Linked DNA regions of Mus musculus: region 1 is linked to region 2. The links are chromatin loops, found by intact Hi-C in ENCODE. Cell type or tissue: left cerebral cortex. All regions are shown on one strand. Links, peaks and the distances in the headings refer to the core of each region. The heading gives the core; the rest is flanking DNA. Region 1 overlaps Hoxc13 (homeobox C13). Region 2 holds the start of Hoxc4 (homeobox C4).

What was found. Peaks named below come from ENCODE experiments on the same cell type or tissue, not always from the same donor. Only the 100,000 strongest peaks of a DNase experiment are listed, where the experiment ranks them.
Region 1: a loop joins it to region 2, with 1.9 times the contacts of the local background. A loop is called at or near these places in 2 of 42 quality-filtered maps.

Annotation. Positions count from the first base shown.
Region 1 is chr15:102,922,124-102,927,495 of GRCm38, forward strand. Hoxc13 (homeobox C13) reads left to right here. Exons shown (of 2, transcript NM_010464.2): 2 at 5,046-5,372. The coding sequence ends at 5,302. Among named protein-coding and RNA genes, the nearest start is that of Hoxc13, 3.7 kb to the left of the region's middle. In left cerebral cortex, for the core only: no CTCF peak of the experiment used is centred there; no DNase peak of the experiment used is centred there.
Region 2 is chr15:103,031,701-103,037,072 of GRCm38, forward strand. Hoxc4 (homeobox C4) reads left to right here and starts at 2,695. Exons shown (of 2, transcript NM_013553.2): 1 at 2,695-3,461; 2 at 3,937-5,152. The coding sequence starts at 3,023. The coding sequence ends at 4,292. The region is part of intron 2 of Gm30528 (a long non-coding RNA gene); the gene reads right to left. In left cerebral cortex, for the core only: no CTCF peak of the experiment used is centred there; no DNase peak of the experiment used is centred there.

The DNA.
Region 1 (5,372 bases), core at 88-5,087, 110 kb before region 2:
GCCGGGTCCAGAGTGAAGCAATCAGAGGCGCCCGAGCGCCGGCTCGGCTCGGCTCTGGTCGGGAGCTCGCCTCCTCCTCCCCCAGCCTGCTCCAGCCTCATTCAGGGATCCTGGCCCCTAAATCCGCTTCCAGCCAGGAATGGGTTGGGGTTGGGCCTCTGGTGTCTTGGAACTTAGTCCAAAACCCTCAACCCAGTGGATAGTTGGGATTTGGGGAGAGTATAAGAACCTTTACCTTGCCCGAGTTTTCAGGAGCTGTCAACCACCAGATACTATAGCATTAAAATGGGGATCTAATTCTCCAGAGCCTATAGAAATGTACAATTTTTTTTCTTTTTAAATTTAACCATGAATGTTTTATAAGAGCACAGAAGAGATTTTTAAAAATCTCTGTAGAGGGAATGTGTAAGATTTGAATCCTCTCCTGGAATGCAATTTTTTTCTTTGCCGCTCTGGTACACAGTTTTAATCCTGTGAATCCACTGCCAGATCCTCCAAGTGAGATTTACTGGCATTCCAGACAGAGAAAGGGGTTCTAAAATGGGAGGTGGGAGAGGCAGACCTGTGCTGTGGTCCGGGGTCCAGACCACTCTTGTCTGGCTGTGTATGCAAGAAGAGAGCACTCTTGTGTTGTTCCTCTGTGGCTGTCTCTGAATAGGAAAGGATTCCATACCGCCCCCATCACTCCCCAGAGGAGAAAGACCGGCCCAGATTTCCCAAAACTGCATCAGAAGCTTTGGGTTCCACTCTGATCTGAGAGATAAGGATTTGAGGGTCTAGAGAAGCCAGCATTTGGGTCTACTCTTCCTGTACAGAGCTCAGTGGGAGACAGACAGTCCTCTTTTCTAATAGCTTCAAAGATCCTTGAGAGTCCAGAGAAGCCTAAGATAGCTTCCCACTGTGTGCAAAAGGAGCCCCCCCTAGCCTCCCATACCAGGCCTGGGATTTTTCATTGGAAAGATCAACCCAAAGAACTCTTTACGGTAGGCCTGAAATTCTTCTGCATCCGGGATTGGGTGGAGAGGTAGATGGAGAAGAATCACTGAATGATATTATAGAATGTAGCAAAAACATTCTGAAAAACAGCACAAGGTCACTTGTTATAAGTCAGTACCAGAGCTAAAACCACACAAGGCACCCTATTTCTCACAGCCAGAATCAAGGACATGGTTGTGGTACAATTGGTACCATACACCACCTTCTCCTCATTGACTATAAGATTTTTTTTTATACTATACAAACGTATTCATGTGAAGCACAGACTGATACATATCTATAAGATAGACTGTTCATATGTAGGCATTCCATAATACACTTATAGAAAATAGGCTGCCCTTCACTTCTCTAGCTCATAAGACAGAAAGCTTCTTAAATGAAGGTCCAGCAGGAATCCTTGTGGTAGTGGAATTAAAGGGTCACTGAAAGAGAGCCAGTGGACTGGGAATCCGGTGCTGACCCTGCTCACTGTAGGTAAGGACTCAGGCCTAGAGCAAAATCAACGTCTTTGGAATGAAGAGTGTACCTAAAAGAGCTGCTGTGGCTTTCCTGTATAGGCATGTGGGTTGTGTGGTGGGCTGGAGGGAAGCTCAGAATTATCTTTGAGCAAATAAACATCTTAAAGATTCCCAGAAACAAGAACAACACACATACACACACACACAAACCACTCTGCTAAAAATAAACACGTTTATATCACAGCCTCCTAGAGAAAGATATCTTTGAAATGAAAAAAAAACATACATCCCAATTGAGATTTAATACACTTGCAAATTACAACAGAGAAGTGGGTATAAAATCCAGTGTGCCTCCACTGCTCTGAGCTCATGCTCCCCACTAGAAGTAGATTCTGGCTGGCGTTTCTCAGTGCCTGAAGAAGTCCAGGAGGGAGGCAGATGAAAAAGAAATTATCTTCAGACACCCTCCATCTTTCTACCCACACAAGTCTTTTAGAAGTAGTGAGATTTTTCAGATAACTCTGTCTATGCAATTGTGGTTTGTTCGGCAACATCTAGCCATAAACACCACTGTCTCTCTTCACTGCCTCTGGCTCTGAGAAACCTCACCTATGATAGTCTGGGCTGGTGTGGGAGATGGAGGCAATTGTTCAGAAAGATCTAGATAATTAGAGCTGTGAGGAGTTGTGGCTTCTTTCTCCCAATTATATAGACCCCTGCTTCACAGTTTCTCTCTCTCCTCTCTCTCTCTCTCTCTCTCTCTCTCTCTCTCTCTCTCTCTCTCACACACACACACACACACACACACACACACACAGTGATGAGTATAGATCCCTTTCTTTTTTCACCAAGAAGGGCAGAAATCCCAGGAGACAATTAGATGGAAGAAGAAAAAGACAGTTCTGAGATAGATAGATAGATAGATAGATAGATAGATAGATAGATAGATAGATAGAAAGAAAGAACAGATAGATTATAGAATAGAACAAAACAAAAACAGTGGGTTTTTGGAGCCCGTATATTGACGGTCTTTGAATTTGGATTGGAAAGAGCCACTAGCTGCAAAAGATTGTCCTTAAATCCCAGAGCCTACTAATGAAGTGGGCAGGCTTTGGAGTGCCCTGCACAGAAGCCTCTACCCCAAAACAAAGACTAGCAGGGGATTGTTTTAATTATTTGCTTCTCATAGATACCGATTAGATTTCCAAGTACAAATACATTAGTGTAGGTGATCTGGGGGGACGTTAGGGAAGGGAACATTGAGCTAAGTCCACACCCTAGGCAGGGTAGGCACTGCTCAAAGTCTAAGCTACCAGCTGCTCTCACATCTGTGAAGCCCACTTCCTTTCTAGCCAAGACAGCAGACAATGGAAGGTGCTCCTCTGAGGAGGAAAGACAGGAGCTATTTCTCCAGGAGGTCAAAACAACCTGCTGTTCAGTTTGACCCAAGGGAAACCTTGGTGGAGTCAATCTTTGGCATCCAATCGAGGGAGGGGAAAAAATGACCAGTTTAGAGCAGATACCTACCTTTTAACCAGAATTTTTAGGATTGTGTTGATTAAACTTCATTAGAAATTTAGAGTTTTTGTGTAGGGAGCTACAAAAAGTGATTTTTAAAAAAAAAAAAAATTAGGGACAGTTAACTGGTTCATTCAAAAACTGAAACGCACCCATATCATCACTTTACCCTTCAACAAAGGGGATGTACTAGGAGGGCCATTTCTCTTTTGCCCCTTACCCTGACTTTATGTGAAGAGTCAGAGAATCTAGATTCCAGCTCTGCCGGTCAAGTCACTGCCTTACTATAAGCCTCTGATTTCTAATTTTGTAAAGTGCATTTAATAAAATACAACTGAAGAAGTGTTCTGGGGATATCACTACTTATTTCCTTCATTTTTATTCTTGCCCCAGAATTATCTGTTTCTTAAATATAGTTCCATCTATAAGAGTAAAACAAATTGAAGACCAGTTATTTAAAACTTTGTAACTTTTTAACTTGACAGTTCATATCTACTAAACTGAAGTGGCTGGTTTGTTTGTTTGTTTGTTTTCCTGATTAAAAAATCTTGGGTGTCAGAGAAACATTGACAAGTTGGATAGATAATTTTCCTGAGACATTGTAACCATGAAGGCAGCTTGTGCCGGCCACTGGAACCCCATTCCATTTTCTTCCTGGCTACTTTATTTCTATCTGCATTCTGTTGTGATCTGCCTCCCACATCCCCTCTCTGTTTAGTGGGCCATGGGTCTTGGGGGGTACTCACTGGGAATGTCAGTGTAGGGAAGATGCTTATAGAGTGGGGTGTAAAGAAACACTTCAGCAGATTCTCTGCTTTCATGCTGGGGTCATGTCTAATACTTCCAAAGGAACATAAGAATGAAGAAGAGAACTCAGACACTCAGACCTTGTTAGAGTCTACCTGAAGTCCACTGATGCCATAGAAAGCAATGAAGGCAGAGCTAGCTGTTCACATAGTCTCCCTTATCCTCCCACTATGGTCTTTCACTGCCAATAGTGCAGGTGGGGAGTGCCATCCTATTGTGAATTCCTGTGAAATGCTCTAAACCTGAAGAAATTAAATAAGTGGTGGCTGAAATTGCAAGGATAGAGCTTAGGGTAGCTGGGGTTTAGAAAATTTCTTTCAGCTTTGGAAGAACAGACATAGGAAGGTTGGAACAGGATTTTTTTTTTTCTTCCTTTTGGTGGAACCTAGGTATGGACCTCCTCCTATGGGGATCTGATTTCCTTACACTGAGCCAAGATCTTCTTCCTTGGGTGGTGGTAGATGATTCACAACACTGGAGCCCTTTTTGTAAGTGACTGATCCCTCAAGCAGTCTGGCTTCATCTGATAGTTTCTTCTCTATGTTGGTGAATCAGATCCCATAGTGTCAGGCTAGACTCATTCATGAGCCTGGGCACCTTCAAGCTGAAGGACCTACTTGATGGTCCAAGCCCCTGTAGCTGACACCCTGATTGTTATGCACTCCTCAAACTTACAATGTAAGTCCTTCTCCCCCCCCCACACACACACACAAAGGGGAGATTAGAGGGTGTAGGAACCCTGTTGTGCTAACTGCAGAATGAAGGAGTTTTTGTTTTTGTTTTCTAAATACCGGGCGCTCCAGCAAGCAGGAGGAGGACTTGGAGCGTCCAATTTTAAGGGTCCAAGGTTTCTAATAAAGGGTGTTGTGTAGAGCCATAGTGGAGGTTGAGGCAAAAGGGGGAAAAATCAATAATACAGATTCTCTGTTTAGATTTTTAATGATATTTTATCATGGATTTTTTTGCATTGTTTTGATTTTCTTTTTAAAACACGTGCCTTAAAATATTATCTTGATTACTGCGTTTTTTGAGCGCCCTCCTTTTAAGTTTGTACCTAGAAGGAAGCTATTATTCCAGTGGCCTCACCTTCTCTGTGGACTTACTAATAGCGGGGATGGGGGGTGTACTTAGAATTAGGGCGCCTCGTCATGCAGTACAATCTGGCGGCCCAGATGAGACCGTGTGGGAACTTCAGACCGCCTCGCATCCCAGTAGCCCTTAGCCGCCCACCTCACTTGCTCCTATATGCCTTCTCTCTCCCTCTAGACGTGGTTCCTCTACAGCCCGAAGTGAGCAGCTACCGGCGCGGGCGCAAGAAGCGCGTGCCCTATACCAAGGTGCAGCTGAAGGAGCTAGAGAAGGAGTACGCAGCCAGCAAATTCATCACCAAAGAGAAGCGCCGGCGCATCTCAGCCACCACGAACCTCTCGGAGCGTCAGGTCACCATCTGGTTCCAGAATCGACGCGTGAAAGAGAAAAAGGTGGTCAGCAAATCTAAAGCGCCTCATCTCCACTCCACCTGACCCGTCCGTTTGCCCGCCCTCCCCGCCCGTCCCGACTATTTATGTCACAGCTTTGTACCATAACGGAATC
Region 2 (5,372 bases), core at 257-5,256:
CACACACACACAGAGAGAGAGAGAGAGAGAGAGAGAGAGAGAGGACAGAGACAGAAATGACAGAGACAGAGAGACAGATACACAGACAGACTGACAGAAACACACACATACACAGAGAGAGAGAGAGGACAGAGATAGAAATGACAGAGAGAGACAGACACACAGACAGACTGACAGAAACACACACACACACACACACAGAGGACAGAGACAGAAATGACAGAGACAGAGAGACAGACTGACAGAAACACACACATACACACACAGATGACAGACAGAAACACATACACACACACACACACACACACACACACACAGAGAGAGAGAGAGAGAGAGAGAGAGAGAGAGAGAGAGAGAGAATAAAATTTAAAGTCTTCACACAGCTCCCTGCACCAATAGCCTTGTATCTCCATTCCCCTCACTCACAGCCTTTTGCTCCTCTTCCATGCACACAGCTGGTCCTCATACTTAAGGTTCAGGTCCAAATGAGCAAGGATCCTCCAAAAGCTCTGGGAGTTTGGGAGTCTCCTATAAGAGATGGCTGACCACCAGGGAATTCTTGTTTCCTCACCCAGCTACTGGGGGCGGGGGGGGGGGGGGGCGGGCGGGAGGAGGAGTGCTGTCTCTTAGGAAGAGGCTAACTAGGACTAAGTCATGGGTGCCAAGCCCTGGTGAGCCCAGGTTGGGGCTGGGGCTGGGGCCCTAAGCATTAGGCAGGGAAAGCAGCCAGAGGCACAGGCCCAATCTGCATCTTTTGACTTTACTGTGGTTCCTTCCCATTATAGCTCTCAAAGTGAACCCTAATTTGGAAGAGGGGACCCTCTCCCACATCCCAAAGGTGGTGAAAAGAATGTTGGGAATCTTCTCTTTTCAGTATCTCCCTCACGGAGCTTTTTTTTTTTTCTCTCCCTCTTCCCCCTCCTCATTCCCTTAATTGCAGATGTTCTAATTAAACCCTCAAATAGTTGTTATGCTGTTTTAAAAGGTACTTATTCAAGTGTCAACCAGGCTGTGCTGGGAGGAGGCAGCATAGGGCGGCGAATTAAAGGTAGATTGACTAATCACGGCGGCGATCATAATAATAAAATCAGAGGGAAAAAAATCACATTACGACTTTTCGTGGAAAGGAGGGAGCAGGCAGCCAGCGGCCGCCAGCCCTGTGCCGCCGACACAAAGAGTGCGGGCGATTCCGCGAGACTGATTTATGACGTTTTACAGCCCTATAAAAGCTGTAGCGAGGAGGCAAGCGCTCCTACCACCGCTGGCAGATTTAGTCTAATAAATAAAACATAAACAGTTAACTTTATGTGTCACTTTTATTGTTATCAAGTAAAATATAGCCGAGCCCCGGCAAGCTATGATTTTAAACTATAATTGTTATCAAGTACAACAAGGAGACCTGGCTCCCACCCTGGGCTTTCCCCTCTGCTGCCCCCCCCCCCAACTCTGAGTTATAGAAGATCACTTAATTGGAGTCCGATGACGAGGAGGCCACCCTTAGCTAAGGAACCAGTGGCTGGAAAAATAGTCCTTCCTTGCCCCATCTCTCTTCCCTGACTCTGCCACCTCCCGTGAGGATATTCTGTGTGTGTGGGTGACAGAGGGAGGGAGCAGGGCAAGAATAGGCCAGAGACCCCTGCCCTGCCTCCAAAGAGTAGTTACCTCACCTCTTCTTTTTGGAAGGCAGCCTGGAGCTGGCCCTTGGGAATATGTGTTTACATGTAAACACACGTGTTACACGGATATAGTCTCAGATTGGAAGCAAGCAGGCTCTGCCCACACAGGCTTCCCTTGAGGGTAAGACATGGAGGAAAAACTCTCAGGGCCTTGGGTCAGGGCACTGACTCCTGGCAAATGTCTCATCTTTTCTTCTTCTTCTTCTTCTTCTTCTTCTTCTTCTTCTTCTTCTTCTTCTTCTTCTTCTTCTTCTTCTTCTTCTTCTTCCTTCTCCTTCCTCCTCCTCCTCCTTCCTCCTCCTCCTCCTTCCTCCTCCTCCTTCTTTCTCCTCCTTCTTTCTCCTTCTCCTTTCTCTCTCTCTCTCTCTCTCTCTCTCTCTCTCTCTCTCTCTCTCTCTCTCTTTCACCATTCTGGCAGGTGCTGTGAGAAGTCAGAAGGCCAGGGAGCAGGAGTCACACAAGAGTCATCAGTAGTAGATCTCTGCTCTGGGCTCTGGGCTCTGGGGCCTGGGCCGGGAAGGACAGTGGGTAGCAGGGGTGTCAAGATTTCTGAAATCTGCTTTTGCCAACCACTTCCTGTCTTTCTTCAGAGGGGGCTCAAGCCCTAGACTTCCAGAAATGACATCAGGATCATTTGTATCCCGCTGCCTCAACCTGCCTAGTACTGCTGGGACCCTGTCTCCAAGGCCCCTTGGCCAAGAGGGTTGGGTGAGTGTGTATGGGATAGGGGAAATGGACTTGAGGATCCGTGAATGGGGTAGGGCAGTTCAGGCTCTCCAGCCTTCTAAGCTCAACCTCGGCCCCTCCCCATCCAACCTGCACTGAAGCCCTCATTGAACTTCCTCTTCCTGCGAAAGAGGGGCGCTGCCCTGTGACCTACACAGACTGCAACACGATTGCCATAATGGAGACCACTGGAAAGGCACTGGAGCTGAGGCCCACGGGGCCCACTGGAGGCCGGAGAGGAGACTCTGGGCGGGGGCTAGATCACAGCCTCCCGACAGCCCCCAGTGCCCAAACATTGGAGTCGAGCTGGGAGCCACCCATCTTTAGCAAGGAAGGATTGTCAGTCTGGTGGGGTGTGCAATGGTGAGCACCCCAGCTTCTGCCAGCCATCCCCCACCCCCACCCCCAGCAGCAGCAGCACCACCACCACATACACAAAAAATTGGATACATTTTGAATAAAGCGATTCGGTTCCTTATCCGGGGACTGGGTTGCTCGGTGTGATTGGCCGGCGGAGTCACATGGTGAAAGTAACTTTACAGGGTCGCTAGCTAGTAGGAGGGCTTTATGGAGCAGAAAAACGACAAAGCGAGAAAAATTATTTTCCACTCCAGAAATTAATGATCATGAGCTCGTATTTGATGGACTCTAACTACATCGATCCGAAATTTCCTCCATGCGAAGAATATTCGCAAAATAGCTACATCCCTGAACACAGTCCGGAATATTACGGCCGGACCAGGGAATCGGGATTCCAGCATCACCACCAGGAGCTGTACCCACCACCGCCTCCGCGCCCTAGCTACCCTGAGCGTCAGTATAGCTGCACCAGTCTCCAGGGGCCTGGCAATTCGCGAGCCCACGGGCCGGCCCAGGCGGGCCACCACCACCCTGAGAAATCGCAGCCGCTCTGCGAGCCGGCGCCTCTCTCAGGCACCTCTGCCTCCCCGTCCCCAGCCCCGCCAGCCTGCAGCCAGCCAGCCCCTGACCATCCCTCCAGCGCCGCCAGCAAGCAACCCATAGTCTACCCTTGGATGAAAAAAATTCACGTTAGCACGGGTAGGCAACTTTGCTTTTTGCCCCCCTCCCTTTCCCGGCGCTCCCCACCCTCCCTGGCCCCCTCTGGCCCCGTCCTCCTTTCTCTCCTTCCCCCTCTCTCTCCAGGAGCGACTCTGGGTTAGCACAATTGAACTGGATTTACGAGCGAGAATGGGTAATTACATCCCCCATAAATTTTATGGCTTAGCTACTCTGGGCAGTCCGAGCCATGTGCTACGATCTGTTATGTATGTGTGAAAACTATGCTTGCTTTCTAAGGGCGCATAAATAATTCAGTGTCGTTACAATGAGGATTCCCCTCTTATTACACTACAAAGTCTCTAGCTTCCTTCAACTTCTTTATAACCCATTTAGCTTGATGACTTTATTTCCACCACTCCCTCCTGTTCCTCAAAGCTGAGGATGGGGTGAGGGTGGGGGCAGGGAGCCTGCTGCCTCTGAACCCCACTATTTGCTTCCCCTCCCCCTTCCCCAGTGAACCCCAATTATAACGGAGGGGAGCCCAAGCGCTCGAGGACAGCCTACACCCGGCAGCAGGTCCTGGAATTAGAGAAAGAGTTTCATTACAACCGCTACCTGACCCGAAGGAGAAGGATCGAGATCGCCCACTCGCTGTGCCTCTCTGAGAGGCAGATCAAAATCTGGTTCCAAAACCGTCGTATGAAATGGAAGAAGGACCACCGACTCCCCAACACCAAAGTGAGGTCAGCGCCCCCGGCCGGCGCTGCGCCCAGCACCCTCTCGGCAGCCACCCCCGGCACTTCTGAAGACCACTCCCAGAGCGCCACGCCGCCGGAGCAGCAACGGGCAGAGGACATCACCAGGTTATAAGACATAACTTACACCCCTGCCCCCACCCTGTGCTCCGTGCCCCCCTCACACACAAATTGACTCTTATTTATAGAATTTAATATATATATATATATTTTGGTTCTTTTCTCTCTCTTCCTCTTGCCTCCTCCCTTGTCAGTTCCAAACAGACAAAACAGATAAACAAACAAGCCCCTTGCCCTTTTCCCTTGCTGTTAAAGACCCCTTTAAGCATGTGGTGTTGTCTTAGCATGGTACCTGCTGGGTTTTTGTTGTTGTTGTTTTGTTTTGGGTTTTTTGTTTTGTTTTGTTTTGCTTTGCTTTGCTTTTAAGGCCATTGGGGGGGGTATTTATTTTTTAAGAAAAAAAGCTGCAAAAATTATATATTGCAAGGTGTGATGGTCTGGTTTGGGTGAATTTCAGGGGAAATGAGGAAAAGAAAAAGGAAAGGGAGATTTGTAAGTGGAGTCTCATCCTCTCTCCTCCTCCTTTCCCCCCATCTCTTTCCTTAGGCCTTTTGCATTGAAAATGCACCAGGGGAGGTTAGTGAGGGGGGAAGTCATTTTAAGGAGAACAAAGCTATGAAGTTCTTTTGTATTCTTGTGGGGGGGTGGAAGGAGGGGGGAGGACAGCAAACAAAGCTAAATGCATCTGGAGAGCCTCTGGGAGCTGTTCAGTTTGAGGAGCCAAAAGAAAATAAAAATGAACTTTCAGTTCAGAGAGGCAGTCTGTAGGTAGATGCTCCCCCTACCCTCATCGTGGTTATTGTGTTTTTTGGACTGAATTTACTTGATTATTGTAAAACTTGCAATAAAGAATTTTAGTGTTGATGTGAAATGCCCCGTGATCAATAATAAACCAGTGGCTGTGAATTAGTTTTACGTCAATGTCTGATGGTTTCTTTTTAATCCCCCTCCTCCTGGTCTGGTGACACCTCACCTTCTCTATAGTTGCCTAAGTTTACACTGAACAAACACACAAAGGTTGACACTTGACTTCAGGTGTTCAGTGCTAATGAAAGGGAGTCTGGGGTAAGGGATGTGGCAGACTGTAGAGCATACAAATGTCTCACCTCTGACTTCTCAGGGAGGTCAGACCTGG